Regions from separate parts of the Homo sapiens genome. Here regions 1, 2 and 4 are each linked to region 3. A link is a loop called in an ENCODE intact Hi-C map of the cell type or tissue named here. Cell type or tissue: Calu3. All regions are shown on one strand. Region 1 has its middle 48 kb from the start of LINC02876. Region 2 overlaps LOC124904033 (a long non-coding RNA gene). Region 3 has its middle 350 kb from the start of KIF2B. Region 4 has its middle 6.0 kb from the start of LINC01982.

The links. Hi-C counts contacts between places; a loop is a spot of excess contacts. Peaks named below come from ENCODE experiments on the same cell type or tissue, not always from the same donor. Only the 100,000 strongest peaks of a DNase experiment are listed, where the experiment ranks them.
Region 1: a loop joins it to region 3, with 25 times the contacts of the local background. A loop is called at or near these places in 9 of 110 quality-filtered maps.
Region 2: a loop joins it to region 3, with 4 times the contacts of the local background. A loop is called at or near these places in 7 of 110 quality-filtered maps.
Region 4: a loop joins it to region 3, with 8 times the contacts of the local background. A loop is called at or near these places in 8 of 110 quality-filtered maps.

What each region holds. Positions count from the first base shown.
Region 1 is chr17:53,029,470-53,037,469 of GRCh38, forward strand. No RefSeq gene overlaps it. Among named protein-coding and RNA genes, the nearest start is that of LINC02876, 48 kb to the left of the region's middle. In Calu3, no CTCF peak of the experiment used is centred here; no DNase peak of the experiment used is centred here.
Region 2 is chr17:54,886,636-54,894,635 of GRCh38, forward strand. It overlaps LOC124904033 (a long non-coding RNA gene), which reads right to left. Exons shown (of 2, transcript XR_007065854.1): 2 at 7,867-8,000. Among named protein-coding and RNA genes, the nearest start is that of TOM1L1, 10 kb to the right of the region's middle. In Calu3, a CTCF peak has its summit at 4,745 (motif pointing left); a DNase peak (open chromatin) is centred at 4,716.
Region 3 is chr17:54,167,883-54,175,882 of GRCh38, forward strand. No RefSeq gene overlaps it. Among named protein-coding and RNA genes, the nearest start is that of KIF2B, 350 kb to the left of the region's middle. In Calu3, no CTCF peak of the experiment used is centred here; a DNase peak (open chromatin) is centred at 4,989.
Region 4 is chr17:52,380,503-52,388,502 of GRCh38, forward strand. No RefSeq gene overlaps it. Among named protein-coding and RNA genes, the nearest start is that of LINC01982, 6.0 kb to the right of the region's middle. In Calu3, no CTCF peak of the experiment used is centred here; no DNase peak of the experiment used is centred here.

The DNA.
Region 1 (8,000 bases), 1.1 Mb before region 3:
TTCTTCCAATTCATGAACATGAAATATATTTTAATTTGTCATATCCTTTTCAATTTCTGGCATCAATATTTTGTAGTTTTCGTTGTAGAAATCTTTCACTTATTTGGTTAAGTTTATTTGTAAGTAATTTTATTCTATTCATAGCTACTGTAAATGGAATTAGTTTCTTGATTTCTTTTTCAGATTGTTCACTGCTCGCATGTAGAAATGCTACTAATTTTTGTATGTTGACTTTGTATCCTGCAAATAAACTGAATTTATCAGTTCTAATAGTTTTTTCATGAAGACTTTAGGGTTTTCCAAATATAAGATCTTATCATCTACAAAGAAAGATAATTTTTCTTCATTTCCAATCTGGATGTCCTTTAGTTATTTCTCTTGTCTGAGTGCTATAGTTACGACCTTCAGTACAGTGTTGAATAACAGTGCTGAAAGTAGTTATCCTTGCTCCAGATCATAGAGGACAGCTTTTCAGTTTTTCCTGAAAACTGTGTTGAGGTATGTTCCTTCTATAACCAATTTATTGAGGGATTTCATCATGAAGTCATGTTGAATGTTATCAGTGCTTTTTCAACATAAATTGAAATGATCATAAGATTTTGTCCTTCATTCTGTTGGTATGATGTATCACATTAATTGATTTGCATATGTCAAACCACACTTGCATTCCTGGAATAAACCTTACTTGGTGAAGATGAATGGTTTCTTAAAGTATTGTTGAAGTTGGTTTGGTTTGAGGATTTTTGCAACAGTGTTAATCAGGGATATTGGCCTGTAGCATTCTTTATTTTATGTATCTTTGACTGGTTTTGGTATCTACTGGCCATGTAGAATGAGTTTCGCAGTATATCCTCCATCTCTGTGTTTCAGAATGGTTTGCGTAGGATTGATATTTGTTCTTTAAATGTTTGGTAAAGTTCAGCAGTGAAGTCATTGGGTCCTCGGGTTTTATTTGCTGGGAAGCTTTTTTTTTTTTTTTTTTTTTTTCCAGCTTCAATCTCATTACTTCCTAGTGGTCTGTTCAGGGTTTGGATTTCCTCATGGTTCAATCTGTCTGAATGTCCTGTTCAGTGCAGAAAGTGGAGTATAGAAGTCCTCAGTTATTATTGTATTGGAGTATAGCTCTCTCTTTAGCACTAAAAATATTTGCTTTTTATATCTGGGAGGTCCAGTATTGGGTGCATATATGTTTACAATTATTATGTCCTCTTACTGAGTTGACTCTTTATATAATGACCTTCTTTGTTGCTTTTTATGGTTTTTGTCTTAAAATCTATTTTGTCTATAATAAAGTATAGCTACTCCTGCACTTTATTAGTTTCCATTTGCATGGCATCCATTTATTTTCAGTCTATATATGTCCTTATGGGTGAAGTGTGTTTCTTGTAGGTAACAGATCATTGAGTCTTTTTTTGTAATTCACTCAACAACCACTCTCTGTCTTTTGATTGGAGAGTTTAGTTCATTTACATTCAGCCTTATTATTGATAAGTAAGGACTTACTGTTGCCATTTTGTTATTTGTTTTCTGGTCATAATGTAGTCTTCTCCTCCTTTCTGTCTTCCTTTTCGTGAAGTTGATTTTTTTCTGGTGGTCTGCTTTAATTTATTGTGTGTGTGTGTGTGTGTGTGTTTTACTTTTTGTGTATCTCTTGTAGGTTTTTTCATCTGAGGTTACCATGAGACTTATAATACAAGTAAAATCTTATATCTCAATGCCAGCACTTTGGGAGACAGAGGTGGGCAGATCACCTGACGTCAGGGGTTCGAGACCAGCCTGACCAACGTGGAGAAACCCCGTCTGTACTAAAAATACAAAATTAGCTGGGCATGGTGGTGCATGCCTGTAATCCCAGCTACTTGGGAGGCTGAGGCAGAAGAATCGCTTGAACCTGGGAGGCAGAGGTTGCGGTGAGCCAAGATTGCACCATTACACTCCAGCCTGGGCAACAAGAGTGAAACTCCGTTTCAAACAAAACAAAACAAAACAAAACAACCAAAAAAAACCTTCTATCTCATTATTTTAAACGGATAACAACTTAACAGTGACTGCAAAAACAAAGAGAAAATTAATCAAAATTCTGCACTTTCACTTAATTGCAATGCTTTTTAACTGTTTGTTGTTTCTATTGATGTCTTATACTGTCTATATCTTGAAAAGTTGTTTTAGTTATTATTTTTGATAGATTGATCTTCTAGTTTTTCTACTCAAGGTATGAAGAATTTACACACCAAAATTACAATGTTATAATATTCTGTGGGATTTTTGTCTGTGTGTACTTACTATTACCAGTAATTTTGTACCTTCATATTATATCTCATTTTATATGAACGTCCTTTTCTTTCAGTCTGAAGAACCCCGTATACCATTTCTTGTAGGACAGATTTGAAGTTGAGGAAATCCCTCAGCTTTTGTTTATCTGGGAAAATCTATACCTCACCTTCACGTTTGAAGCATGTTTTTGCTGGATAGACTATTCTAGGATAAAAGGTTTTGCCCCTTCAGGACTTTAAATATGTCATGCCACTCTCTTGGCCTGTAAGGTTTCCGTTGAGAAGTGTGCTTCCAGATGTATTGTAGCTCATTTGTCTGTTATTCCTTTATTTTCTTTTGCTGCTTTTAGGATCCTTTCTTTATCCTTGATCTTTGGAATGTGATTATTAAATTCCTTGAGGTGGTCTTACTTGGGTTAAATCTGCTTGGTGGTCTGTAACCTTCTTGTCTTTAAATATTGATATCGATCTCTAGGTATAGGAAATTCTCTGTCATAACATTTGAATAATTTTTTTACCCTGATCTCTAGCTCCTCTTAAAGGCCAATAACACTTAGATTTCCCTTTTTCAGGACTATACAATGCTATACAACTCTAGTTGTTGATAGGACTATACAACATTACACAACACTACTCAACTCTAGTTGTATAGGTGTGCTTAATTGTTTTAATTCTTTTTTTGTCTCCTCTCACTTTGTATATTTAAATAGCCTGTCTTCAAACTCACTAGTTATTTCTTCCACTCGATCATGTCTGCTAAGAGACTCTGATACATTCTTCATTTTGTCAATAGCATTTTCAGCTCCAGAATTTCTGCTTAATTCTGTTTATTTCAATCTCCTTATTAAAACTGTGTGATAGAATTCTGAATTTCTTCTTTGTGTTATCTTAAATTTCTTTGAGCTTCCTCAAAACAGCTATTTTGAATTACCTCCCTGAAAAGTCACATATCTCTGTTTCTCCAGGATTGGTCCCTTATACCTTATTTAGTTCATTTTGAGAGGTCGTATTTCCCCGGATTGTCTTAATACTTATTGATGTTCTTCTGTGTCTGGGTATTGAAGAATTGGGTATTTATTGTAGTTATAAATGTCTGTGCTTGTTTGTACTCATCCTTCTTGGGAAGACTTTCCATGTATTCAAAGGAACTTAGGTGTTGTGACCTAAGTCTTTGGCCATTGGCACTGTATCACCTTTAGATGGCACTCCAACCCCAGTAATGCTGTGGCTCTTGCAGACTCACAGACGTATTGCCTTAAGTGGTCTTGGATAAGATCCAGAATTTCCTGGATTATCAGGCAGAGTCTTGTTCTCTTCCCTTTCTTTCCGTCAAACAAATGAAGTCTCTCTCTCTGTGCTGAGCTGCCTGGAGGTGGGGGAAGGATGACACAAGCACCCCCGTGGCCACCACCACTGGTGTTGTTCTGGGTCAGAGCTAAAGCCAGCTCATCATTTGGTCTCTCCCAAGGCTCACAGTGAACACTGCCAGCTACCACCTATGTTCACTTAAGGCACAAGGGGCCTACAATCAGCAGGTGGCAAATCCAGGCAGGTTTATGTCTTTCCCTTTAGGATGGTGAGTTTCCTCTGGTCCCAAGTGTGTCTAGAGACACTATCCAAAAGCCAGGGCCTAGAATTGGGAACTTTAGGAATCTACCTGGTGCTTTATTCTACTGTAGCAGAACTGGCACAAAAGCCACAAGACAAAGTCCTTCCCACTCTTATCTCCTATTTATTCAAACAATGAGGTTTCTCCCCATGGTCACTACAGCCCCTAGCCCAATGTAAATAATGGTTGGCTACCACCAATGTTTACTCAAGGCCCATGGGCTCTTCAGTCAGCTTGTGGTACATGCTACCATTCCTGAATCTCTCCCTGAAGGGTAGTAGACTCTCTTCTGGCCAAGGGCAGGTCACAAAATTTCATGCAGGAACCAAAGCCTGGAATTGAGGACTCCAAGAGCGTGCTTGGTGCTCTACCCCACTGTGGCTGAACTGATAGTCAAGCTGAGTTTTGGTTCTTATGAAGACGCTTTTTGTGTGAATTTTTATTCAATTTGGTGTTCCTGTGGGGGGTGGGTGGGCACTCACTGGAGGATTTTTCAGTCATCTTGCTCTGCCCTGTCTCCATTTTCTCTTTTTTCACTTAAAATCATTTGTATCTTACATTTTTAATTCCTGGACAATAAGCCATATTTATTTGATATGATTTATTCAATAATTCTAATTTTGAACTGTCACATTATTTCCAACATTTTTTATTTATATAAAATTATGCAACAAACATTATAGTGCATAAATATTATTGTCAGTTTATGAATATCCCCTTAAGATAGATTCCACAAAATGATACATTATGTGAAATGGTATGAATATTTTATGTAGTATTTTGGAAAGGCTAGAAAACATAGCATCCCTACCAGTGTTTTATTTTTATCTACATGCAATCAATTTCCATAATATAATTTGGCTAGGCTTTGCTGATATCATAGTTAAAATTTAATCTTATTGTTTTAATTTGCATTTTGTTGATTACCAGTGAAGCTGAAATTTTCATATATATATATATATAAATTTGCATTTCCTCTGTGGTTTCTTTACCTATTTGACTACAGAGTGATAGAATTTTCTAATGTCTCAGTAAATCTTTCTAAATAAAGAGGACTAAGCACTTTTGATATTTTTTGAAAAACAATTTTCCTGGCATGTATATATTTTTAATAAAAATATACAAATTTTATGTAGCTAAAGCCATTTTGGACCTTTTATCAGGTCTTTCTTGGACTAACATTACTTTCCTTTTCAATAAACTGAAAAAGCAGAATGGAAGTACTCAAATTAGACATTAGCAAGATTGGATATCAACCGAGTCTGTGATAAAAACCAAGTCTATAAATATTTTAATTTATAACATATAATTGCATATTTATTTGCAAAACTTTTGTACTAGAGTTAATATCTTTGCTTTGAGTCTGAGTCCACTGTTTGGGGTTCCCTATTGTCCTTCTTGCATAAATCACACCCAAAATGTATCCTTTTTAATTTGCACACTTGCCTTCTTGATAGAGGGAAAGGAATCTAATGAATATTGTGAAGTAATCAAGTATAGATTTCTAAGCCTTTAAAATATGTATCTTAGTATTTTATATTGTCGTTTTTAAAAGTTTCATTTAGTTACTTTTTTGTATAAGTCACTGAATTATATATATAAAATAATTCTCTTTTGCACTCATATTTCATTTTATTAAACAAAACTCATATACACAGATGTAAGAATAAACCCAAACTGACTCTTGACAAACATACAACTTCACTGACAGAAAAGAAAATTTAGTTCTAAAGACTATTCTGCCAATCGTAAGAATTCAGTAAACCTATTTCATAGGAATTAAGTAAAAGATGTCCTGAAAATATTAATGTAAGTTTTCCTTCAATAGTTATTATATTACACATGACTCTCCCATTGCTCAGAATTTTAAGTTTGACATTGTAAAGTAATGATGTAAAGTATTATATTATATTATAATCTCTAATCGATCATCACCTCTTTGTTCTCTATCTTCAAAATATTTTTAGCATGTGAACATTTTATCTCGCCCTCACTGTGACAATCCCTCAATGATACAAGCCACCATCATCTTTTCCCTGGATTATTGCGACAGCCTTCTAACTAATCTCCCCATTTCTACTCTTGCCCTCTATTTTTCCATCAAGAAATAAGACATCATTGTTAAACATGTCGAAACACAGCTTTCCTCTGTTCAAAACCATATCATATATCTGAGTAAATTTCTCTAAGTCCCTACATTATTTTCCATCCTATCCACCTCTCTGCCCTACCAAACATGTCTCTTACCCACCTCTTTTTCACTTGTTCTTTTCCAGATGCACCAGTATCTATTTATTGCTCAAGTTCTCAAGTGTGAGCTGACCTTTAAGTCTGTTTTATTGTTTTGTCTGATTGAAATGCTTTTCCCCAGATATTGCTAGGTATGTTTACTTATTTTTTTAGGTTATCATTTAAGGCAGGATAAATAACCCCCATCATCCCCACGGAAATATCCAATACTAATCCCCAGAACTTGCATATAATTTCTATGGTAAAAGTGGCTCTGCCACTTTTATCAAGGTAAGCTCAGTGGTAATGACAAGGTTCTTATTAGAGGGAGACAGGAAAGTCACATAAGGCTATGTGACTACTGAAGCAGACCGATAGGGAGACTGCAAGATGCCATTGTTGGCTTTGGAAAATGAAGGTTGGGTCTGCAAGCAAAGGGATGCAGGTGGCCTTTAGAAGGTAGAAAAGATAAGGAAGCGGATTTTCCCCTAGAACCTGCTGACCGTTTTGGAACTTCTGATCATCTGAGAAACTGGAAAATAATGCACTTGTGTTTTCTAAAGCTATACATTTTGTGTTAATTTGTTACAGCACCAGTAGGAAACTAACATACTGTTAAATGTGACTGCAGCAAAGAGGTTCTTAATACTCTATATGAGCGCATTCCTCACCACTCCACGTAGCACTAACTATCCACTCTATAACTCATTTTATTTTTCTTCAGAGGAGTGATTCCACCACATGTTCTAGAAATACTTTTTGTTTATTGCCTATTTTACTCTAAAAGCAGGGCCCTTTATTGAAAATCTTTTCTTGCTTTATTATCAGCATTAACACTGGGTCTGGTTAATAGTAGATACTCATTGAATATTGGGTGAATATAATTTCCAGAACAGTTTTATAGGTGAATAAACTTCAATTCAAGGAGTTTTATAAATGTATACAAATGACTTAACCAAAACTTGAGTCCTTGGTCTTTTTATTTGAAGATTGGTTTTCTTTCACTATATAAAAGCTACCTCACCTCATAATCTATAGCTAGTAAAATCTGAGCAATCATACAAAAATGGTATATTTCTATATGAAACTATTCAAGAAAATATATTTTGTTCAGCCACTGCCCCAGTAAGTTCAAGTTCATCTTTCTTCAGTTTCCAGAAGGATTTAAAGGGAAGAAAAAAACATTATCTGCAGTACTATACTGTGACAGTGACTATGGATGTTCTCATCAAATGCCACCATGGCCTTTACAGGCAATTAACTGAAATGGGGAATTTCTGTTCAACATAGGATAGAGACATGGTGCTGGAGATTAAATGCCTGTATCTGCAGTACATTCTGGCATGACTTGGTGGAATTATTATAGAAGTAGCCCTGGATAATCAAAGGAAGGTCACAGCACATCAGCCTGAATATCCTTCCTGACACACCATCATCAGTCATAAGTGAATGATCTCCCATTCAAGAGAAGCCTCACTCCCATACAAGTTAGATTAGATTTATACCACAATATACTGGACAGAGAGGAAGAATAAGTGAACAAAAGAGAAGTAGAAATTAGCCAAGAAAGATGCATGGTAGAAAATATTGTCAGAGAGCAGTGAAATTAAAAAGCACTTGGTGAAAATATAGTTTAAGGAGGTGGGATCATAATTTCTAAAAGTTCTGAAAGAATAAAATGGAATGACAAAAACTTTCCCATTGTTGCAAGCAAAGAAAACATTAAATTTATCTACAGAGCAGACTTGGAGTAGAGGACCAAAGACTATGATGCTTTGGGAAAATGTACATTAAGGTGTCTGTTTACCAAGAGTTAGCTGTATCTATTCCAAATCCATATACGCCAGTTTTACTTAATAAGCAGTTTGGTTTAGCGGAAAGATTTAGTG
Region 2 (8,000 bases), 720 kb after region 3:
CCTAGTAATTTGCTATGACCAACCTACAGCATCTGTCAACTCTTCCCATGGATTAATAGATCTGTAATTAAAATCCAACAGAGAGCCCCAAAATTAATTAGGACATGAAACAGCCATGTAAGCAGCATGGAGCACAGCTCTGTATAAAGAAAAGACAAGCTTCATGTAAAACAAGTGTATACCCCAGGCAGGCCTCTGTCCATCTCTCATCAGCTGGCCCCTGAACTGCCTGTTTCTGATCTGTAAACTCATTGTGAAAGTGCCTAATAGAGGGCAGCCACACAGTGGGTAGCAATACATCGCAGTGACTGCTTGACTCTTTACTTGAAATATAATCCTCAGGGGAGCTTATTTCTTCTATTTACAGAAAAAAGGAAATTTTAGAGAGATGAAATATCTCATTGCTCACACCTAGGTTTTCCCTTCAGATCTCCATGCTCTGTGGATGAAGACTTCCTTTAAGTTTTCTGGAGCCTAAGCTTATGGACATAATGTCATGAAAGCAGGATAGTGCTGCACATGTATCTGCTTCTTACTGTGAGACCTTGGGCAAGTTATCAATACTCTGTGCCTCAGTGACTAGCACATGGCAAGTGTGCAAATGCCAGGTATGTTATTAATGCTGATTGGCCTCTAACAGAAAGATAATGGTAGTGATGTCTATTTTCTCTTGTTCTCAAGAGGTTATACCTAGGGGGTCCATATGAACTTTAATGTACATCCAGATTTATAAAAAACGGTTTCTGAAAGCAAGGTGCCATGTTTTATGCAACGTTTGGCAATTAACTGTTTTCTGTTGTTGTTGTTGTTTGTTTGTTTTTTTAATAATGAGGCCAGGTGCAGTGGCTCCCACCTGTAATCCCAGCACTTTGGGAGGCTGAGGCGGGTGGATCACCTGAGGTCAGGAGTTCAAGACCAGCCTGGCAGACATGGTGAAACCCCATCTCTACTAAAACTTAGCTGGGCATGTTGACACAGCCTGCAATCCCAGCTACTCAGGAGGCTGAGGCAGGAGAATCGCTTCAACCTCGGAGGCAGAGGTTGCAGTGAGCCGAGATTGTACCACTGCACTCCAGCCTGGGTGACAGAGCGAGACACCATCTCAAAAAATAAAAATAAAAAATAAAAAAAATAAGAATGAGCCAGAAGTAAAATGTCCTTCAACATACCTATGAAAGGAGATATATTAACACATCCAAGAATTCACTCCTTCAATGATAAAACGTCCTTCTACCCTGAATAGCTACAAAATTGTACCTTTTTTCTTGTATGGTGGAAGAAGAGAATGGAAATTTCTTCCAAAATCGAAGTTGTCTTAAGATTGGCAGCCAGAGCAGGAGGCCATAAAACACTGTCAGAGATGACAAGGGTTGAATTAAGTTCCAGGAACTGTTAAGAGCAATGTGAAGGACTCATCTCTGGTCAGAGATAACTGGGCATAAAAGCGTATTGATTAATAATGTAACCTTCCTTTAAACCTTTTCCCAGGCAGTCCAGAAACCTTCACTGCACTCAGGTGAGAAACATGAAAAGTTTTTCCTCAAGATTTTCAATAGAAGCAACAACTGCAATAAACCAGACTTGTCATGGAACAGTTTTCACCATATGGGGCCCTGATGCCTCACTGAGCAGTGACTGTCAGGCCTGAGGTGGGTACACATCCATGCTTCCTCCTCGTCAAATGCCCCCAGAGAAACTGGCTGTGCATTTTCAAGAAAAAAAATGACTTAGGCTTACTCAATCCATTCAGCGACTAGGCAGAAAGTATAAAACAAATGATGGAGAAATCTCCCAACGTAGCCAATATTTGCTGATAAATATTTGACACACACCTCTGGTTCCCAACCTACAGAAAGAAGAGAATGTCACCTAGGCTCTTCGGAGTTGTCAGAAATAGATATTCATCGAGGTTACCTCTAGCAATGGAAAATCAGCTGTGAGGCTACATGTGGAAATAGGAAAAACATAACTCCTCCAGGAACCCAGCGATGGCTAGACTGAAGGTGGAATGCAGATTAATCATGGTAAGATTATTTTAGGACACACAATTCCCAAGACCCACAACCCCCACCAATGTGAATTTTCTCCAATTCTCTAGTCTCGATCCTATTAACTAACTACCCCACCCTCTAGTTGGTTATCTTTTTAAAATATTTTCATTTTACTTTACTGATAGCTTCTGATTACTCTTGGCTCCTGATGCAGCTGATCCCACTAACAATTGCTCTGTCTGTCCATCTGTCTGCCTATCTAGAGACACCAGTTATTACAAAGATCTCATACAAGGTCCCTGCCAGGCCAACATATTGGGACTGGCTAACAGATTTGTCACCCTTACTTTGGATGCCCCCTCCTAATCGAATCAGCCAAAATGCTGGGGTCGAATGATTCAGCACAGGGATTTTCCAAGTATGACCTGCAGGGCAAACCTGACCTGCCATCTATGTTTGTACATTCATTAGTTTATATATCGTCCATGACTGCTTTTGTGCTACAATGGCAGACAGAGTTGACTAGATGCCAGCAGAGCTTAAAATATTTACTACCTGGCCTCTTACAGACAATATTTGCTGATTCCTGATTGAGAATACGGATAAGCGTTCAGTGTAAGAAAGTGCACCGGAAAGGAACTGTAAATGGGTTTTCTTAGGAAGGGCTCAGGAGTATAGCAGATATTCTGAGGCCAAAGATCTCAGGGAAGCTGCAGGTTGGTCTTCTTTGGTCCATATACACGCCATACACTAAATAAACATGTACACATACAAGTATATACTTATATATGTATGATTTTACATGAAAAGTATATACAAGTATATACTTATATATGATTTTAAATGAAGATATAAATTAATTCATTTAAAAGTGAAACTGATTCTATACTATCTTTAATAACTTTTTTTTTAACATGAATCAGAATGCAACTCTAATCACGATGCAAACCCCTGATTTAGCAATATCAAAACTGTACATGACCTGTTTTGCATTCCTATTTAGCCCTGGAATGCAACCAATGCTATTGTTGTTCCTATGTTTTTGTAAGGAACATGGTTGGTAGGACATTCACTTTATAACTTGGGGCTAAGACTAATAGAAAATACTATGATTTCTACCACTTTCATCCCTACTACTTTTGAAGCTCATCCTGATCTTTTTATAATTAAGAAGCTTAATGAGGAAACATTGTGTGACTACTAGGCTCAAGGACTTGAGGAAAAGTAAATTTTCTGCCCATCTGCATGAAGAATTAACTTTGTCCACTGGTTTATAATTTCTTCCTTACTTGATTGTGAGCACTGAGCACTTGGGATGCAGAGATTGGATTTTAGCTTGTTCATATACACTAATTCCTAGCATCGTGACTGGCGCATTTGGGGACTTCATTATGTGTTTGTGGAATGAATGAGTGCATGCTGTCATATGTTCTCATTGCTCAGTTGGTAAAGCTAACATAGAAGGACTTATAACTGTAAAAGACACTAGGACACCTTTGTAACTGCTCTCACCACTACAGAGATGGGCTAGCACTGAAAAGTAAAAGTTGTCTCTATAAAAGAGTGAGGCACAGAATACGTGAGTTTCAGACTGACCAGAGCTCTCTTCCCCTACGTTGCATTGGTCATTACACTATTTGGTCATCACATTATTTGTTCTCAGGCCTACACTAACAGGCCTGGGTCTAACCCTATGCTGCCCAGATCTTTAATCCAGGACTCAATCCTCCATGCAAAGTTAGTTCCTGGTTTGTACTCCCATGATACTGTGTCCATATTTTTGTTTAACACTTAGACTGAACTGCAATGATCTGCTTACTAGGAAGTTTCCCTCACTGGCTTAGAAGTCCATGTTGTACCTCTGTATAAAATTCAATAATGTGTGATAAAGGAAGGAAGGAATAAATGAGCTAATAAGCATGTAAAATATAAGTCACTATCCCCTTTCATCTCCTTGATGATTTAAGCTGATTGATCGTGACATCCATCCTCGTTAGACCCACCTTCAACCTCTCCCCTTTCTTAATGGTTTTGCCTCTCCAAACGGTCTCCAACAATAGTTCAAAGTTGGGGCCAGGTGTGGTGGCTCATGCCTGTAATCCCAACACTTTGGGAGGCCCAGGTGGGCGGATCACTGGAGGTCAGGAGTTTGAGAGCAGCCTGGCAAACATGGTGAAACCCTGTCTCTACTAAAAGTACAAAAAAAAAAAAATTAGCTGGGTGTGGTGGTGTATGCCTGTAATCCCAGCTACTTGGGAGGCTGAGGCAGGAGAATCTCTAGAACCCAGAGGCAGAGGTTGTAGTGAGCCAAGACTATGCCACTGCACTTCAGCCTGGGTGACAGAACAAGACTCCGTCTCAAATAAATAAATAAATAAACCTCACACACAAACACACACACACACACACACAAAGTTTGCATAACTATAGGTATGTATGTGTTATCAGAGATTCAAATCCCAGACATGGCCTTTGTGAAAGCATCCCCTCCTGCAGCCACCTAATTTCTGATACATGTCAACCTTCCCAAGCAACTCATTTCCCTGGACCCCCCATCTGCCTGCTAAATAAGTAATACCAGGTTTCACTGCCAATGTAAGACCCTCAGGGAGTAAAAACAGTGAGCAGCATCAATGTGCTTCCCAGCAGAGCAACTAGCCTTCAGCAAATAAAACACCCTGAAAACAGCTGGCTGGGGTTCCTGGAGCCCTCCTCCCCCTCCAATGAATCATTCTGTAGAATGTGGCTGCCCAGCTAGGCCTTTGGGAGAATTCGATAAGTTAAACAAGGCTGCCCTCTCATGGTTAAAAAAACTACCTGTATAAAATGTTTTCTATTTTTCAAACACAAGAAATCCAGGGCACCCCATTGAAAAACCTGTGTAATACTTATCTTTTTAAAGCAGATAATTTAAAGTATGCTGCAGTCAGCTTCTAAGAAACAATGAATGATAAATAGAAGTGAAAAAGTATATTCCAAATTTTAAAACTTGCTCTAGATTGAATTATAATCAACAAGAATTCATTACTGATTCTAGAATTTAAGTAGATGAAATAATTGCCCAAACTTGATAAGCCAATAATAAAAAATGAAACAAAGAATTGCTTAATGCATGGGATTTCTGTCTTAGGTAATTTATTTTAGACTTTAGTTGGCTTACACAGCAGTAACACTGGTTCTGTTTATATATTAATTCATTTAGTAAATATCTGCAAAGAATATACTAGAGAATCTCAACTACTGTAAGATGTAATTTTTTCCTCCATATTTTTAACATCTTTAATGCAGCCAGGTGTGGTGGCTCACGCCTGTAATCCCAGCACTTTGGGAGGCCGAGTTGGGCAGATCACCTGAGGTCAGGAGTTAGAGACCAGCCTGGCCAACACAGTGAAACCCCGTCTCTATTAAAAGTGCAAAAAAAAAAAAAATTAGCCAGGCGTTGTGGTGGGCACCTGTAATACCCGTTATTTGGGAGGCTGAGGCAGGAGAATTGCTTGAACCTGGAAGGCGGAGGTGGCAATGAGCCAAGATGGCGCCACTGCACTCCAGCCTGGGCGACAAAGGAAAACTCTGTCTCCAAAATAAAAATAAAAATAAAAACATCTCTAATGCACCTCACAACCTGTGGTATGTTATAATCTCTGTCAGCCAGGCAACAGCAGAAATGCATACATAGTTGTCATTGCGTGGGTATGTGCGATCTGCTTGTCATTTCTGATGGCTTATGGGACACTGACACCCTTGATATTTCAGTCCCAAATCTATTTAAGGACAATTTGGGGAAGAAAAACAAGTCCTGTTTGTTGTCTGGAAAAGCTTTCATTGATACTTTCTAGTAAGATCAAAAAAGCACCACTATCAAAATTTAAACTGAGTGTCAACAGCTTATAATAAAGTATTGGGAGACAATAGCAGCACTCTCTAAAAAAATGCAGTGTCACCAGTGCTGATAGTGGCATAAAAGATGACAGGGTGTGGAAAAACACATTGATGTCTCTGAGTCAAGGAGTGAGTTTGGAGAGCTGGATTCTGTATGGGAAGAAGAAATAGTATCTTTGTTAATTAATTAATTAATTATGAGATGGAGTTTTGCTCTTGTCGCCCAGGCTGGAGTATCTTGGCACAATCTCAGCTCATTGCAACCTCTCTCCCAGGTTCAAGTGATTCTCCTGCCTCAGCCTCCCAAGTAGATGGGATTACAGTCGCCCACCACCATGCCCGGCTAATTTTTATATTTTTGGTAGAGACATGGTTTCACCATGTTGGCCAGGCTGATCTCGAACTTGCGACCTAAGGTGATCCACCTGCCTAGGCCCCCCAAAGTATGGGATTACAGACGTGAACCACCAGGCCCGGCCATCTTTGTTAATTTATTTTGCTTACATTTTCCTTTTCACATTTGTAAAAGAGTCATATATGCAAAACGTCATGTCCAATGATTCTCAAAATGTTATTTAAATAAACACAAAATAAAAATTATAACTAATAAAAAAGTAGTATCTCATAGTTTAACTGGAAGCTTTTTTTTCCTTTTTGTTGTGCCAAAAAATAGTGCATCTTATCACAGAAAGAGTTTTAGATATAATGAACTATGGAACATACAAGGCGGTGTTGCAGTCACTGAATAATGCAGTGATGAGCAAAACAGAACTTTCTGTGCCCTCCCCAAGCCAGATAAGAAGACATCTATAAACATGCAAACAAATGAAGAAATGAGAGCATTTCAAATAGCAGTAAATGCTATGAAGACAATAACCCAGAATAAGAGGATAAAGAGAGGTGGGGAGGGCAAGGAGGCTTTAAATCAGCACTGTAGGTAGAATCAGGAGAAGCACAGGGGAGCTGCACATCACACCATAGTAGGTAGGAGAAGAAATGCATTCAAGGAGCAGGCAGAGGTCAACAGTGACAAATGGTATTAGAAGAGAAAAGAAGGTGAGGTGGGAGGACTGTTCTTAATATCAGCAAGATGATGTCTTTTAAAAATGGTATTATAGCTGGACTAAAACTAAAACAGGTTATAGGACGAATGGATGACCAAATCTGCTCTTTTTGGGGAGATCTGCTTTAGGGCCTGAGGGAAACAGTTGGCCTAGAGGGCTGTGGCTGCAGCGCAATATAGAATCACAAGGGTATATTTTGTGGAGCAAGGGAGCAATATTAAGTCTTGCAAGGCAAGTAAACAAATAATTGCACAAAACAATTTCAGATTATAAACAGTGTTATAAAGGACATAACCAAGATGATATGATGGAAAACAGGAAACAGAAGCCTACTTTAAGCTTTGGGCTCCAACAGTTATTGAACACCAAGGACATGCCAGGCATTTATTAAGAGCATTCAAATGTCAACTCATTTAATCTTGAGACCTACTTTTTGAGATATGTTCAATTAGTTCCATTGTTGCAGATAAAGAAACTAAGGTTCTGAAATAGTGATTTGTCTGTCAAAGATCAATTAGTAAATGGTAGCCCTGGGATTAGAACCAAATTTGACATTGAAATTAAATGTGTTTCCCTTGCTGTACACCCCTTCCTTCAAGGCTTTCCTGCAAGACAAACCTCAAAGCAGCTAGCCTTTCACAACCCCTGCCGCAAAATCCCAGCTCATGGTCTCTTTTTAGAGCCCCACTCCTATGAGACCTTTTTCAATTGAACCGATCACCAAGTTGCACATTATTCATAACATGCTAGCAGAAGCCAAATGTGTAATTATACTGACGCTAGTAGGTACCGATAGGACCTTCTTTTCCCAAACAGCATCTTTAAGTAGTGGCTTTTAGAGAGACACTGCCAAACTTCAAAAGGCCATTTTCTAATAGTGAAAATTTTAGGCCACCTGGTAGATTGGAAGGATAAATGATCACAATAACTAGTTAATATTTATTGAGCTTTATTATATGCCCAGAATCATTCCAAGTGCTATAAATATAATATCTTGTTATTTTTCAAAGCAACCCTATGAATTCGAAATTATTTTTTACCACCTGACAGCTGATTTGAGCCCAGT
Region 3 (8,000 bases):
CCTGCCTCAGCCTCCTGAGTGGCTGAGATTACGGGCATGCACCACGACACCCAGCTAATTTTTTGTTTTTTTCGTAGAGGCGGGGTTTCACCATGTTGGTCAGGCTGGCCTCCCACTCCTGACCTCAAATGATCTGCCCGCCTCAGCCTCCCAAAGTACTGAGGTTACAGACATGAGCCATCGCGCCTGGCCAAGTTCTCTGTAACTGATCTGGTTATAAATAAACAAACATATTCAGTTTAATATGTGACTTTTTCTCATTATGGACACTAATGTCTATAAAACTGTCCTATTCACTGTGAATGCATAGATGTTTAAAAATATCAGAGATACTGAACAGTTCCAAAGATAGTATTAATACTACCAAAATGAGAACAATCGCTATATATACATCAGCATTCAATCTGCCACAATAGAATAAAAAATACAATTTCTCCTAGAAAAGGGGAATTTTGCCAACTTTTTGCTCTTTAAGAAACAAGCAGAAATACATGTTCCTAAAATTCTCATCTGGACTCAAAAAGACTGCTAGATCTTTCACAGGTGTTTTTTAGTTTCATTAGTTACCTGCACCCTGAGAATATCCAATGAATCTAGGGTACAGGGACCAAATTATCATGACTGTAGTCTGATGTGAGCAAAGATTGTAATTAAAGTACACTTTGGATATAATTGCAAATGTGCATTTTGGTTTTTACTCCTTGCCTTCTAATTAGATTCCAATTTGAATCTGTGCTCCTGCATCAGTTATGCTTGTCCCGTATAAAAAAACAATATTATATTTGTATACAAATAATTTTGTCCAAGCCAGCCACCCTAGATTTTGATGCAAAGTAAAACAACTAAATACAATTTAGGCACTTTAACAGTGAGTTGTTAAAAGAAAAAAAAGCAGAGCTTTGTAAATTGATCCCATATATTCTTAAATTTAATAAAGTAATAATTTAATAAAATGGAGAATTGTATTTTCTACTTTCTTTGCTTAATAAAGCTTTAGCCCTCCCCAGTTAAGAATTGTCAATGGCTAGTCAATACCTGCAAGACTGATTTTAAATTCTTAGTATGGCATTCATGACCTTTCCAAGTTTGGCCTCTACTCTTACTATTTGGCTAAGAATACTATCACTGTTTCCTGAACATAACCTATATCTTCTGACCTTTGTGTTTTGGGATAGTTATCGCTATAACAAAATATTTGACAGTATATGCTATGTGCCATGTACTATGCCAGGTGCTAGAAATATTAAAACAAATAGCCATACTTAGTAACTTAAGGAATTGAACAGACAAAAAGCAGATAAGTGTATTAAGAAAAACACCACATAGTATGGGCAGGTGCTACAATAGGCTTAAGTACAAAGTGTAATAATGGCAACTCAAAATAACAGATAACCTTCCATATCCTTTACTTGAAATATTTGTTTGGTATATCTCTTCTGATTCTTTCAAGAAGGAGCAGATCCATCTCTTTATATTCTCCATAGCACATTGCATATATATTCCTCTATTGGGATATTTTTCACATTGTATCCTAATTATCTGTAACGCTATAACTGTTTCCCTGGAAAATATGTCACAATCTCAAAAGCAGGTGGCCTGTGTTAGACCGTATGCTGCCAGGAAGTAGCAAAGGGAACCAACATCACTGAGTCTTCACTATGTGCTTTTTATGATCATAATATTTTTCATAAATTATTTTATTTAATCCTCACAAGAATCTATTGAAAGGGATACTATTATGTCAATATTTTGCATGAGGAAACTCAGACTCAGAAAAGTTGTCACTGGCATCAAATTACACATCTACTAATTTTACCATTAAGCTGTATGATATCCAAACCCAAGTCCTTGACACTGCATCGAAGTTATGATTTTCCAACCCCTAAAATATTGTTTGACTCATAGTAGTTGCTAAATAAATACTTCTTGCATGAATAAAAAATTAATAAGACGAATGTATTGATAACTTTGCATGGTATAGTAAATTGAGAAAATAGTGTTACAATAGGTGTGCTATTAATTAGTTTGGCCTATAGAATATATTTGCACATTTCAAATATATATATACACATATGTATATATATTTCTTCTGTGTCTTCTGTGTCTCCTTTGACTGTCTGTATATAATGATATACCCATTACTGTATGTACCTTATAGCTAGCCTAACAACAAAATACATAAATAATATATAAATATTTATCTGTATATAAATATATATTACATATACGTACAATAATGAGTATGTTATTATATGCAGAGGGTCAAAATGAGACACAGAAGATGGAAGACCTTAAACACAATAGTAAATAAGTAATAGAGCTTAGATGCAAACCTGCATAATTAAACCCAAAAGTAACCATTATACTACTTCACCTCAACATAAATAAGAAATATTGTTATCACCACTGGCAATACAAAGGGATAACAACTCCTTTTTGTTTTCCTTAATGTACTAAGTAACAGGACAAAAAAGTTTCCATACATAGCATTCAGTTATAAAAGTAACTCGTTGCTATTAAGTGCAGCAAAAAGATAAATTGTTCACATACATTTAGCATTAGCTTCATGAATAAGAAGCAGCTTTTATCTAGTATGGACTATTGGCTCTGAGATTTTTCCTAGAAAAATATACTGCTTTCTGAAAATACACAATATTATTCTGAATTAACAATACAACCCTTCTACTTAGAAAAGGACTTTATCTAAGAAGCATGTGATACTAGAAGGAGAAACATACTTAGGATTAATTGTATGAGGCACAGGTTGATTATTGTATTGAAAAATGCAGTGTCTGATTATCTCCTCCAGGTGAATTTAAGCTTTGAGGCAAAGTACTATGAAGGAGATACACAATGAATTCAAGGTATTTAGTACAAATAATCTGAGAACACAAGACAGATTTCTATTTGTGTTACAATCGTTGATCATATGTTGACTTGCACATTGAAATACTCTATCACATAAGAAATATACAGTAGGCTTAATTAAACCGTAACCAATAAAGAAAGAAGATTGATAAAATAATGATAAGTGTTGAAGACATAAAGAGTACATGCAGGTTTATTTTTATCTTCTCTCTAGTATTGCATGTTTGAAATTTTTCATAATAAGTTTTTAAAAAGAAAAATAAATGTTCTCTTGATTTCCCAAAGTCTATTTTCTTTCATTTTCTAATTTTACTTTTTATTTTTATTCATTTTATTTTATTTTTGAGACAGAGTCTCACTTTGTCACCAAGCTGGAGTGCAGTGGTGCAATCTCGGCTCACTGCAACCTCCACCTCCAGGGTTCAAGCGATTCTGCTGCCTCAGCCTCCAGAGTAGCTGGGACTACAGGTGCATGCCACCACACCCAGCTAATCTGTGTATTTTTAATAGAGATGGGGTTTCACCACGTTTACCAGGATGGTCTTGATCTCTTGACCTCGTGATCCGCCCACCTCGGCCTCCCAAAGTGCTGGCATTACAGGCGTGAGCCACCGTGCACAGCCACATTTTCTAATTTTAAACTTTTTAGTTAAAAAATAATTTTGTAAAGTGAAAAAATTAAAGAGGAAAAAATAGAAATTAAAATACTTTAGTTGCCAGAAAGGTGATTAAGAAAATGCTCTTCATACACATGAATATAAAAATTTTTTAAAAGTAGTTGCTGACTTACATCTGGTTATATTTATTTATCAAAAAATTACTATTTAAGGGAAAATTCATAACATAAAACTTTCTACCTAAACCGTTATAATGTTGAGGCTGAACTTTCCTATGTAGTTCATGCCTGAATTGTCTCAACAATGACTGTTGCTGCCTTCAATAAAATGGTAGCAAATTTAAAAAATGGTAGTTCTAAAAACTTGTCAATCTGAGCAATTGTTTGTGTTAATTTCTTTGTCCCCCCAAAGCTAAAATTTATTTTCTTAAATATCCCTGTGATTGCTTGCAACTATTGAGATGAAAAAAGAAACAATTTCTTAGATTGAAAATACAGTAGTCAACCCAGTATTTATCTCCAGATTTGCTGATTTCTGCTTGACAGTAACATAATAATGGACCATAGAAAAACTAGTTGTGTTTTTAGAACAGACTCTTTTAAACCATGTGATTTTTTTTTTTTGTCATCAGTAAACAGAATTAATGTTTGGCTCTGCACATTTTAAAGCTAGTTGAAATAACAATACATTGCAGAAAAAATGGGATTTTGGTAAGGATTAAATATGATTGCTTATGAAAATAATAAGTATAATGTGTTGAGAATCTAATGTATTCCAAGAATTTTACAGAACTTGTCTCTAATTTTTCCAACAATTCTCTAGATGAATATTTGCCATCTGGAGAACTCCAATTGCAAATAAAAAACCAAGTTCAGTAGGTTGCCCCAGGTTATATAGTTAATAATTGCTAGACCTGAAATGAAATTCTTATCTTTGCCCTTCTGACTCTTTCTATTCTGCAACATTGTCTCTAAGGAAATAATGAGGAAATTATCAAAGTACAAATGCATTATATTAGCTATAAATTTCTTTATTAAGGGATTAGGGCAGAGACAAAAAAGCATTCATCAGTGGTAACATGCAGTCTCTAATCTTGGTTCCATCACTTCTCTTTTCCTCTTAAATGATTCATAACAATGCACACTGCTGAGAGAATCTTTTGCTCCGGGAATAAACAACCAGGAGGTATACAATTCCCAGGCCATTTATTATCCCTATTTTTGCAACATCTATCGTCAATTAAGTCCTATTAAATGATTACAAAGGTAACTATTTAGTTACAATTTTGTTGAATTTGTTAGCAAACTTCTTTGTGTCATTTGCTTCTCAAATGAAGAGACTGTAGCAACAGTGAAACCATGTGGCAAACTGGCATTGGGCTGCAGTTCATTAGAATCTGAAAGGCAGGAGAACTCATCCACATTTAAAATTCTACATTTGAATTTTCGTTGCTTATGCTGACAATCCTTTAAACACAAAGTCATAAATCAGCAGGCAGTGCTAGGGAGCCACCTGCTGGAATAACTGGCTGAATTTTGCTGCCATGTTTCCACAAAATATAAATTCACTTAATATTAATTCAATTAGAAAGTTGTCAAATTTAGGGTTCCTTTTGCCCTAAATAGATATCTTTCACAAAAACTTTCAAACTACACTTGGTAATGGTAAAGAGCATTATTATATATATTTTTAAAAAGGTAGGAAGCATGAAATAAGAAGAAAAAATATTCAGTGAACATTATTATGTAATTGACATGTGAAAATACAAGAGATAGCCAAGAAATTCCAGTGACATTAGTCAGATTTTCAAAAGAAAGTTACCTATTGCTTCAAGATTGCTGTATCATTCATTTGTCAAGGATATTCACTGTAACAATTTTACCCAGAAATTATACTTAAATAGTAATTTATGTAAATGATAATATTTTGTTAATATTAAAATGAATATGTTTTTAAAACCTGCTTGCATTAAAACCACAGGAGGTCTAATTTGGAATCAAGTGATGCAGATTCTTTTTCTTTTCCAAGCTGTTTAAAATTAACCTCTGTTACAAACTTTTACCTTTAATATTGAGTGGATGATAAATTAAAGTTTTTAGCTAAAAATTGATTAGTATAGTATTTTTCTAGACTATGTTGTTCAGAAGTCTGTGCTAAATATAGCCACCCATTTTCCAGCCTTTGCTATAGAGTATGTATAATGAACATGAAAGAAATGTTCTTTGATGATGCTTTTATGTTGCCTACGGTTCATCATTCTAAATATGCTCTCCGTGTGCAGCATAGAAAGTAAGTAAAAAAGATAGGAAAGATTGATCTGAAATGTCTACTATCTCCAAGACATAGCCTGGAGTTATTTTTCTTACTGGTTCCCTGTTATCAGTTTGCTTTCTTATCACTTTCTTTATCCTCTAAAGAGTAGCATGCCTAAAGATTCTATTTAATTAAGAGTTTCAGTTCATGAAAACTATGATTTTATTTATAACTAAGTATTCTCAAGATGGTGGGAACCGTAGGTAATATGGGTAGGTGGGGAGAGTTCTGTAATTCCTGTTCAGCTGACACTATTTGATAAGTCCTTTACCAACTGCAGTTGCTTTATTTCAGATTCCCTTTGACTCACCATGGTAGATCCTCACTTAAAGCATTTTAGAATATATCAAGTCATTTACCTTAATCTATGTGACACCTAACAACAACCTTGAAAGATGTGATTCTTATCTTTACTCTACAGGTGAGGAATGATTTTCAGAGGAGTTAAGCAAATTGTGCCATGTGGCATCCTAGTAAAAGCCTAAGGAGAGATTCAAGAACTTGCCAAGACCACGCTGAATCCCACTGAAATATCCAAGTTCTTAAAAAGAGCAAACCACTTTTCTGTGTGTTCATTTTGCACCCTTATCTCTGTGCTTACTACATTTTAATCACCCATTTTATTTCTCTCCAAAGTCTGTATGCTCCTTCAAACCATAAACTCCTTTTTAAAAATACTCTCAGCAGTTGGCATCAAACCTGATATTCATAAAATATGATAAATTAGTGCTTGTTGAAAGTTTGTTGAAGGAGATTTTATTATTTTTAAATAACATACATGAGATCTTATATTTGTTTATTTTATGTTTCATGGGAGTGTAGTAGTTTAGAATGAGAAAGGACAAGAAAATGATGTTTATTGAGACCCTACTATATGTCAGGTCCTCTGAGAGTACTTAACGTGCCAGCTCCTATGAAGGTGCCTTAGTCACCTAAGGTACTAATATTATGTATACATTAGAGACATGACACCATACATACATAGAGGCCATAATATACATATGTTAGAGACAAAAAAAAAAAAAAACAGAAAGACAAAGTGGTTAGATAACTTACTCTTAAGTTACCCAAAGCATTCTAAATTATTTCTCAACATTTCTTATCTTCTTTGAAAATCTCATCCACTTTCGTAATCTCAACCATCAATCACCTGTATGCAAGTGATGGCCAAATTTGCGTCAATCACTCCTCAATACCTCACACTCCCAAATTGCAATTGTAAATATCCTGACTATTCTCAAGAAATAACTATCAAATAACCATTTGAATAAATACCTATACTGGCAGACACTGTACTACTAGGTGCTGTATATCTACAGTGAACCAAACAATCTCTTTCTGCCTTCAGAGATTCAGGCTAATAGAAGAGTTAAGCAATACATATTGTCATGAAATCCATGAACAAGCAATCTTCTATGATAGGACAATCGGAGGAGTCCCTAAAGGGTTAAAAATTAACATAAGATCTGAAAGAAGCCAAGGAATCAATCAAGCAAACAGTGAGAATGAAAGTGTTCCAAAGGAAGGAAAGAATACATTTGAGGGCAGGGAAGACTGCTGAAGATTTGCAGAACTGAAAGTCTGGTTGTTTGCCTGAACATAAGTGGAAGCTCCTAAAGGGTTTCAAGTAGGGCATTAAAACCATCCATTTTATGATTTTAAAAAATATTATTCTGACAATTATGTGAGGAAGAGATTAGAACAGAACAAGAATGGAAGTGGTAAGAATCATTAGGAGACTAGTCCAGGAGTCCAGGCATGTGATTGAGACTAACTGGTGGAAGCACAGATGGAGAAAGGTAGAAGAATTAAAAACATATCTTATATTTTGATGTAAGCAAAATTTTGAATGCAAGCAAAATAAATTGATGAGTGGAAAAAAGGAGACATACTAGTCTTCTAAGTTGAGCAAATGATGAGATGGTGGTTTTCTTTGGATCCTTTCTGGGAAAGTTTGTTACAAATATACCTAAGTAATATTAGGTATATTGGTTAACGAGGGGAGCTTAAGTCCAGGGAAAAGTCAAGAGGAAAGTTGGGACATGATAGATTTAGAGATCTGAGTAAAATTTAAAGCAGACTATACACTATTTCCCAGATGTCTTAACTTGCTTGTCTAAATGTTTAATATTTCATGGTTTCATTCATTAATTTTACCTAGACTTTGAATTGCATCTCAAGTGCTCATGAAGGAAAAGAATG
Region 4 (8,000 bases), 1.8 Mb before region 3:
TGTAGATTTATGTATATTCACGATTTAATTAAATCAGATTTTTAATTAAATCACATTAGGAAACTCAGTATGCAACAAGTTGGCCGTTTATGAATGCAGGTTGACCCCTATAACCCTATTTTTTGGTTTTGGAGGTAGAGGTGATGGGAAGAGGAGAAAGAGGTATGCATTTAAGAGGTAGGGAAGTAGGGTTAAGATTTTTGCAGAGCCTTGCAAAGCTGGATGATGATAGCAGACTCACTATTCTTTAAGTATTAGATTATGCTTCAGCTGCTCAGTTTCTCATTATTTTTTTAGAGTCTATTTTAGAGCCTTTGCCATTTTTAGGCTTGCTTACCACATGTCTCAATTTTTCTGATGTCAGAAATGGCTTTGAAAAGTTATACAACACTGCAGCAACCTTGGTCATTCATCAGCTCTCAAGCATCAAAAGTGCTGCTGCTATTGTTCAGCAACATTGAAGGAAGGGAATTTGCCCCTCGGGATTCACTTTTGATTGCTATTAGATTTTTAGTCATAGCTATTGCCCTCATAAGAAACATCCGTACCACCTGGGCTGCCCTGCAGTTTTCCATTATAGCGCCCAAGCTGTTCACTGAGATACAGTGAGAGTTTAAGCAATGTCATCCATCCCAGCCTTATTTGACTTGAGAGTAAAACCCAGTGTCTGAAATCTCTGTCTCTTGCTATCCTAAAACTGTACTCATCAATCTTTCTTCTCATCAGTTCTAGGAAAAATGACAGAAACAGACATTTTCCCCCTCGCTTTCCAGTTAAGGCAACTGAACTTAATTTTAAGCGTGTCACCTACACTGCATTACACAGCTACAACAGAGTGTTAGCTAGCTCCATGATGAATGGCAGTGCCACTCTTAACCTTGTTTTGGAAGGGCAGTTTCCTGTTTTAACACAGTCCTTAGAAAATGAAAAAAAAAAAAAAAAACCCTGAAACATCAACCACTCAAATATTGTTTCTTAGAGCCCACTTTACTCGTTTGACACTAGAGAATCTCAGAATTCTGAAAAAAGCCAAGTATGGGTGTTTGATATTTTGGCTTCAGATCCAAACTGCTGCTATAGCAATAGTAGAAAAGAACTATTTGGCTGGGCATGGTGGCTCACGCCTGTAATCCTAGCACTTTGGGGGACCGAGGCGGGCGGATCACAAGGTCAGGAGATCGCACCATCCTGGCTAACACAGTGAAACTCCATCTCTACTAAAAATACAAAAACAAAATTAGCCGGGCGTGGTGGTGGGCGCCTGTAGTCCCAGCTACTCGGGAGGCTGAGGCAGAAGAATGGCGTGAACCCAGGAGGCGGAGCTTGCAGTGAGCCGAGATCACGCCACTGCACTCCAGCCTGGGCGACAGAGCAAGACTTCATCTCAAAAAAAAAAAAAAAAAAAAAACTATTTTCCAGTTTTTGAACTTTCAATAAATATTTTCTTGCAAAGTATAGTCATTTGTTTCACATAAGCTTCGAAGGTTTTAGAATAAATGTTCCTGGTGGAATTATGACTGAGAGTTGGTTCTATTGTGTCTTTTGAATACACCGCATTTTCTATTCCCACCATAGCCAGAAAATTTTAGCATCACTGGCCAGGTAGTCAATATTGTTAGGGGACTACAGTATTAAGAATTAAGGTAGGTATTCTCTCTCAAGGAAACTGGGATCTTGCTTGGATACAAAAAAATTATAATGCTGGGTAAGAGGCCTGTCTTGAAGATGCAAGATAGGGCTTTATGAGAATGTGGTGGTATAGGGCTGAAGACAGAACTAAGTTCTTAACCATCTTAGTTCTATGGAAGCTTTTAGGGATTATACAAAATTCTCCATTACTTATGGTCAATTATGTTAGGTTTTAGGACTATTAGGGGGGTTAAAATATGAAAATGAATAATATAAATTCTGTTATGTATTAAAATATGTGGGAAATTCTAGAATTACTGCATCAGGATTTTTCAAGGTAACACACAACCCTGAGCTGCAACAGGACATGGGATGTACTGTCTATCAAGTACTGTAGTGGAACAGGGATATTGCAGAGGCTAAATGGCATCACCACTTTTCACAACAGTGAGTCTGGAAAGCTCTTATACCCTTATTATCTTACTACAAAAGGACAAAATGAAGATTTTCAATTTTCTGAAAGTCAAGTTTTGGAACTTTTCAGAATCAACCTGAAAGTCACAGGTGGTGACTGCATTGAAGCCTCAGCTCATAAATACTTTTATTCCCAAAGAGCATGAGAGGACAAATGAATAAATGAAATGTAGTATATCCGGCAGGGTGCGGCAGCTCATGCCTGTAATCCCAACACTTTGGGAGGCCAAGGCAGGTGGATCACCTGAGGCCAGGAGTTCGGAACCAGCCTGGCCAGCATGGTGAAACCTTATATCTACTAAAAATACAAAAATTAGCCAAGCATGGTGGCGCACACCTGTAATCCCAGCTACTTGGGGGGATGAGGCAGGAGAATTGCTTGAACCCAGGAGGCGGAGGCTTCAGTAAGCCAAGATTGCACCACTGCACTCCAGCCTGGGTGACAAAGTGAGACTTGATCTCAAAAATGAAATATAGTATATCCATACAATGGAACACTGTTCAGCCACAAAAAGGAATGAAATACTGATGCAGGCCACAATATGTCTGAACTTCAAAAACATTCTGCTAAGTGAAAGCAGCCAGACACGAAAGACCACAGCTTGTGTGATTCCATTTATATGAAACGTCTAGAACAGGCAAATATTCAGAGACAGAAAGTAGATTAGCAGTTGCTGAGGGCTGGGGATAGGAACGGAGAGGGACTGCACGTGGGCACAGGGTTTCTTTTTTGGGGTGATGGAACTGTTCTAAAACGAGATTGTGATAATGGTTGCAGAACCCTGTAAATATACTGAAAAAATATACCGAGTTGTTCATGTAAATTGGGTGAATTTTTATGGTATATAAATTGTATCTCAAGAGAGCTGTTTAAAAATAAATAAAAGGGCAGTAGGGGCCTTTGCAGAGAAAGAAGAGACCTCATGCACTCTGAAAGACTCCAGCATGAGTCTCATTAAGGGGAGCACTTGTTCTTGACAAGGTACCTATGACTCAGGCATCAGATTATTTACACCATCTCACTTTCAGAGGAGAAAAAGGGATTCTCCAGGCTGAGTTCACGTCACAGCCTATGGGACACAGTTCAGTTGCCACTAGAGGGCACTACTATGCCATTGCCTTTGACAGCAACACTAGAACAAGTCTTTGGCACCACTCACTGCTGCTGCTGTGTTCAGGAACTTGGAGAACACTCCTATGGTCTTCCATGTAAATGACTTACCCTGGACTTGGGCCTCCCTGTACTGGCTATTGGTCCTTTAGATTGTGCTAGAGGGTGCTAGAAGGCAGAATGATCACTGAAAGCCTCAGACATTTATCTCCACTCATAGGGCTAAGTACATTCTAGATTACGACCAAGCAGCATATTCACCCAGGGCTGCAATATTCCAGTGAGCTCCGCAACTGAAATAAGTAGGAGCTCAACGAATCTCCAGGCTTCAGGTTAGTATTCATTGAATACTAACTATTGGCCTAGAATGGGTCTTGGTGGGCCTCAGGGATGCGGGTAATTGTGAGAGTGGTCCTCAGTGTCAGACACTGAGCAAAGGGGGCTCTAACCTACTTTGCAGAGTGGAGAGGTTCCAGTTCTGCAGCTATAGAGCTTGGGACAAAGGGGAACTGGTGTCACTGACCTGGGTGAAGGTAGATGGGAAAGAAATTACATCATGATGGCAGATGGGCAGGGCTGAGCACATTGCCTGGTGTTTGGTTGACAATTAATGTGCTAAATGAAGAAAAATGCAAATATTGTCACAAGGATCAGCAGCAGACTTTCAGAAAGACCGGAAGATTCATTTGGGGAGCTGCAGTAGAAATCATCCTAGTTAAGTCAGAAAAATCAGCGGGGAGGAGTTTGCTAAGGATATGAGTTTAAGCCGAAGGCTTGGGACAGCTTTCAGCTTGGAGTCTGTATAGGCTACCATCAAGTCTTAAACTGGGAGTCAAATTCCCTTTGAATGCAGTAGAGTGAAAAAAAAAAGATTCATTTTAGATAACCCAGGAAGAGAAATTAAAAGAAATTATTACTATGATTGAGTAACTAATATGGTATCATAAAGATTTATATCTTATGGGTTAGAGTTTTTTGAAGATTCCAAATTTATGGAAAAGTAAATACTTGCCATTAACTTCTACCTTAATTTTTTCATAAACAACTGGAATTAGAATAAAATATTTAGAAACAACAGCACCAGCTCCAAAATTAAACAGGTGTTGGCGTCATTGATCAGACTTACAGAGCTCAACCACAGAGATGTCTTCATAATGTCCTTACAGCAAGCTAGCAGGGAGGTGTGCATTTTAACGATGTTGACTTTTGGTGAGAAGGTACAGAAGGTTTATATTATTCACATATTCTATTGCGCTTATAAATTGAGGTCTAACAGGTGTTATCAGTTTTGTCATCACTGCTGTTTCTCCTCGCTTCTTTGTTGGTAATTGAATTCATTTTGTCGGAAATTCACACATGAATCCAAGTCAGATAGTCTTTCTGAGCTGTATCTGAGAATTTGTAGAGAAAAATAGGAAAGGCCACACACACTTGAATCATAAGATTTTTTTCTTTTTTTGTCTCACAATGTTTTTGATTTGGGAATCAGAGGAATGCTGTCCTCATAACATGAGTTGAGAAGTATTTTCTATTTTCTGGAAGGATCTGCATGAAATTAGTTTCTTTATTGCTCTTTGGGATTTAATTCATGGGTGCTCACTCAGTATTTACATCACTGTTACTGCAGAGGGAATTTGTTTTATGAAAGGGAGCAACTTTAAGATTAAGATGGAACCACTCACTTTTTTCACCATCTCCCACCTAAAGGAAGCTTACTCCCATATTGCTGAAGTTTGAGTGCCCTTTTGGCACCTTCCTGGAGTATTATTTCATATCAGATAGACGTGGGTTCAAATTCTAACTTTGCCTCTGATTTTTCTGTAATAGGCTTTATTTTAAAAAATTAGATTTACAGATAAAATTGTGCAAATTGTGCAGAAAGTAGAGAATTCCCATACATTCCTTTTTCACCCCCACAGTTTCTACTATTATTAACATTTTGCATTAATATGGTTCACTTGTCCATAGTTGATATTAGGGTTCCCTCTTCATGCTGTACAGTTGAGTTTCAACACATGTATAATGCCATGTATTGGACCATTACAGTATCATTAGGAGTTTTACTTCCCTAAGCTTATCCTGGGATCTATCTATTCATCCAGCCCTTTCTCCCCCCGAACTCTGGTGACCATTGATCTTTTTACTGTCTCTATAGTTTTGCCTTTTGCAGAATGTCGTATAGTTGGAATCAGTATGTGGCTCTTTCAGACTGGCTTCTTTCATATGGTAATGGATGTTTAAGTTTCTTTCATGTCTTCCCATGGCTTGATAGCTCATTTATTTTTGTTGCTGAATAATATTCCCTTGCCTGGGTGTACCAAAGTTCATTCCTTTACCTACTATAGAATATTTTGGTTGCTTCTAAGTTTTGGGAATTATAAATAAACCTTTTATAAACATCTGTATGAATGTAAGTTTTTTTGTGTGTGCACATAAGTATTCAACTCACTGGGGTAAATACCTAGGAGCATGATTGCTAGACTATATGATAGGACTATGTTTACTTTTGCAGAGACTGTGTTTTCTAACACGGCATACCATTATTCGTTATTCATTCTCATCAGCAATAAATGAGAGTTTCTGTTGCTACACATCCTCTTCAGTACTTGGTGTTATTGTATTCTGGGTTTTGGCCATTCGATTAGGTGTGTAATGCTGGCTCATTTTTGTTTTAATTTGCAATTCCTTAATGAAATATCATGCTGAGCATCTTTTTATGTGTTATTTGTTGGGTTTACCTTGTTTGTTGATCTTTGGCCCAGTTTTCTGTTTTCTTTTTTTTTTTTTTTTTTTTTTTTTAGAAAGACTCTGGCTCTGTCACCCAGGCTCTAGTGCAGTGGTGGCATATCTCAGGGCTCACTGCAATGTCCACCTCTTGGGTTCGAGCGACTTTCCTGCCTCAGCTTCCCAAGTAGCTGGGATTACAGGCATGTACTACCATGTCCTGCTAATTTTTGTATTTTTAGTAAACACGGGGTTTCACCATGTTGGCCATGGTTGGTCAGACTGGTCTCGAACTTCTGACCTCAGGTGCTTCACCCACCTTGGTCTCCCAAAGTGCTGGGATTACAGGCGTGAGCCACCAAGCCTGGCCCCATTTTTTGATTAGGTGGTTTGTTTTGTTTTCTTGTTGTTGAGTTTTAAGTTTCTTTGTATATTTTAGATACACATTCTTTACTGGATATGTGTTTTACAAATATGTTTCCCTAGTCTGTGGCTCTCCTTTTTATTAACTGTGTAACCTAGGCCAAAACTCTGAATCTTTTTCAGCCTCAGTCTTCTCCTCTCAAAAATGAGAAAAATGATATCTCTTTAATAACATATTCACTTGTGGGGTTAAGAGATAGATGTGTGAGTTATGTGAAAGATTCTAGTATACTGCCTGGCTCAGTCAAAGTTAGCCTTTTGGCTTTGCCTCTTTTTCTTTCATTTCTGCAAACATATGTCCATTTAATACTTATCGTGTTTTGCATGTGGTTCTTTTCACCAGTGTTTTTCACACTTTAATGAGCACATGAAAATAACTTGTTAAATTGCAAACTCTGATTTAGTAAGTCTGGAGTGGAACCTGAGATTCTGCATTTCTAACAAACTCCCAAATTAGTTAGTGCTTCTGATTCACAGAGCACATACTGAATAGCAGAATAAATTCCTAAGCAGCAAAGCATTCAAGAAATGGTGTGGCTGCTTCTAACAACCTATGCGCAGAATTAGACCCAGAAACCTTGGGGGAAAGAATGGTTTAGGGGGCCAGGTCCAGGACCCTACTTTCCTGGGCACCCTCAGGACACTGTTCCCTGCATCCTGGCTGCTCTGGCTCCAGCCTTGGCTCAAAGCAGACAAGGTACAGCTCAGGCCACAGCCTTGCGGGGGCAGAAGCCATAAGCGTTGGTAACTTCCATGTGTTAAGTCGGCAGATACTCAGAATGCAAACATGAAGGAGGCTTGGCGGCTTCTACCTAAATTTCAGAGGATGTATGGAAAACCCTGGGTGCCCAGGCAGAAGCCTGCCACAGGGACAGAGCCCCCACGGAGATACTCTACTAGGGCAGTGCTGACAAGAAATGTGGGGCTGGAGCCCCCACACAGAGTCTCCACCAGGACACTGCCTCATGGAGCTCTGGGAAGGAGCAACAGCCCTCCAGACCCCAGAATGATAACTCCATCAGCAGCTTGCACCCTGAACCTGGAAAAACTGCAGGCACTGAAAACTGCAAACAGTGAGAGCAGCTGTGTAAGCTGTACCCAGGGAAGCCATAGGGGAGGAGCTGTCCAAGGCTTTGGGAGCCTACCCTTAGCATCAGCATGAGACATGGAGTCACACAAGATTATGTTTAAGCATTAAGATTTAATGACTTCCTCGCTGGATTTCAGACTTGCATGGTGCCTGTAGCCCATTTTTGGCCAATTTTCCCTTTTGGAATAGTAATGTTTACCCAATATATGTGTAACCATTGTATCTTGGGTGCAAATAACATGTATTTGATTTCACGGGCTCATAGGTGGAAAGAACTCATCTGCAGATGAGTCTTTGCACTTGGGACTTAGGGCTTTTGATTGAGTTGATGCTGGAATGAATTAAGACTTTGGAGAACTATTGAGTAGGGATGATTGTATTTTGCAATATGAGAAGGACATGCGATTTGGGAGTGGGGGGCCAGGGGTGGAATGATATAGTTTGGATGTTTGTCCCCTGAAAATCTCATGTTGAAATGTGATTCCCAGTGTTGGAAGTGGGGCCTGGTGGGAGGTGATTGGAACATGAGGGTGGATCCCTCATTAATGG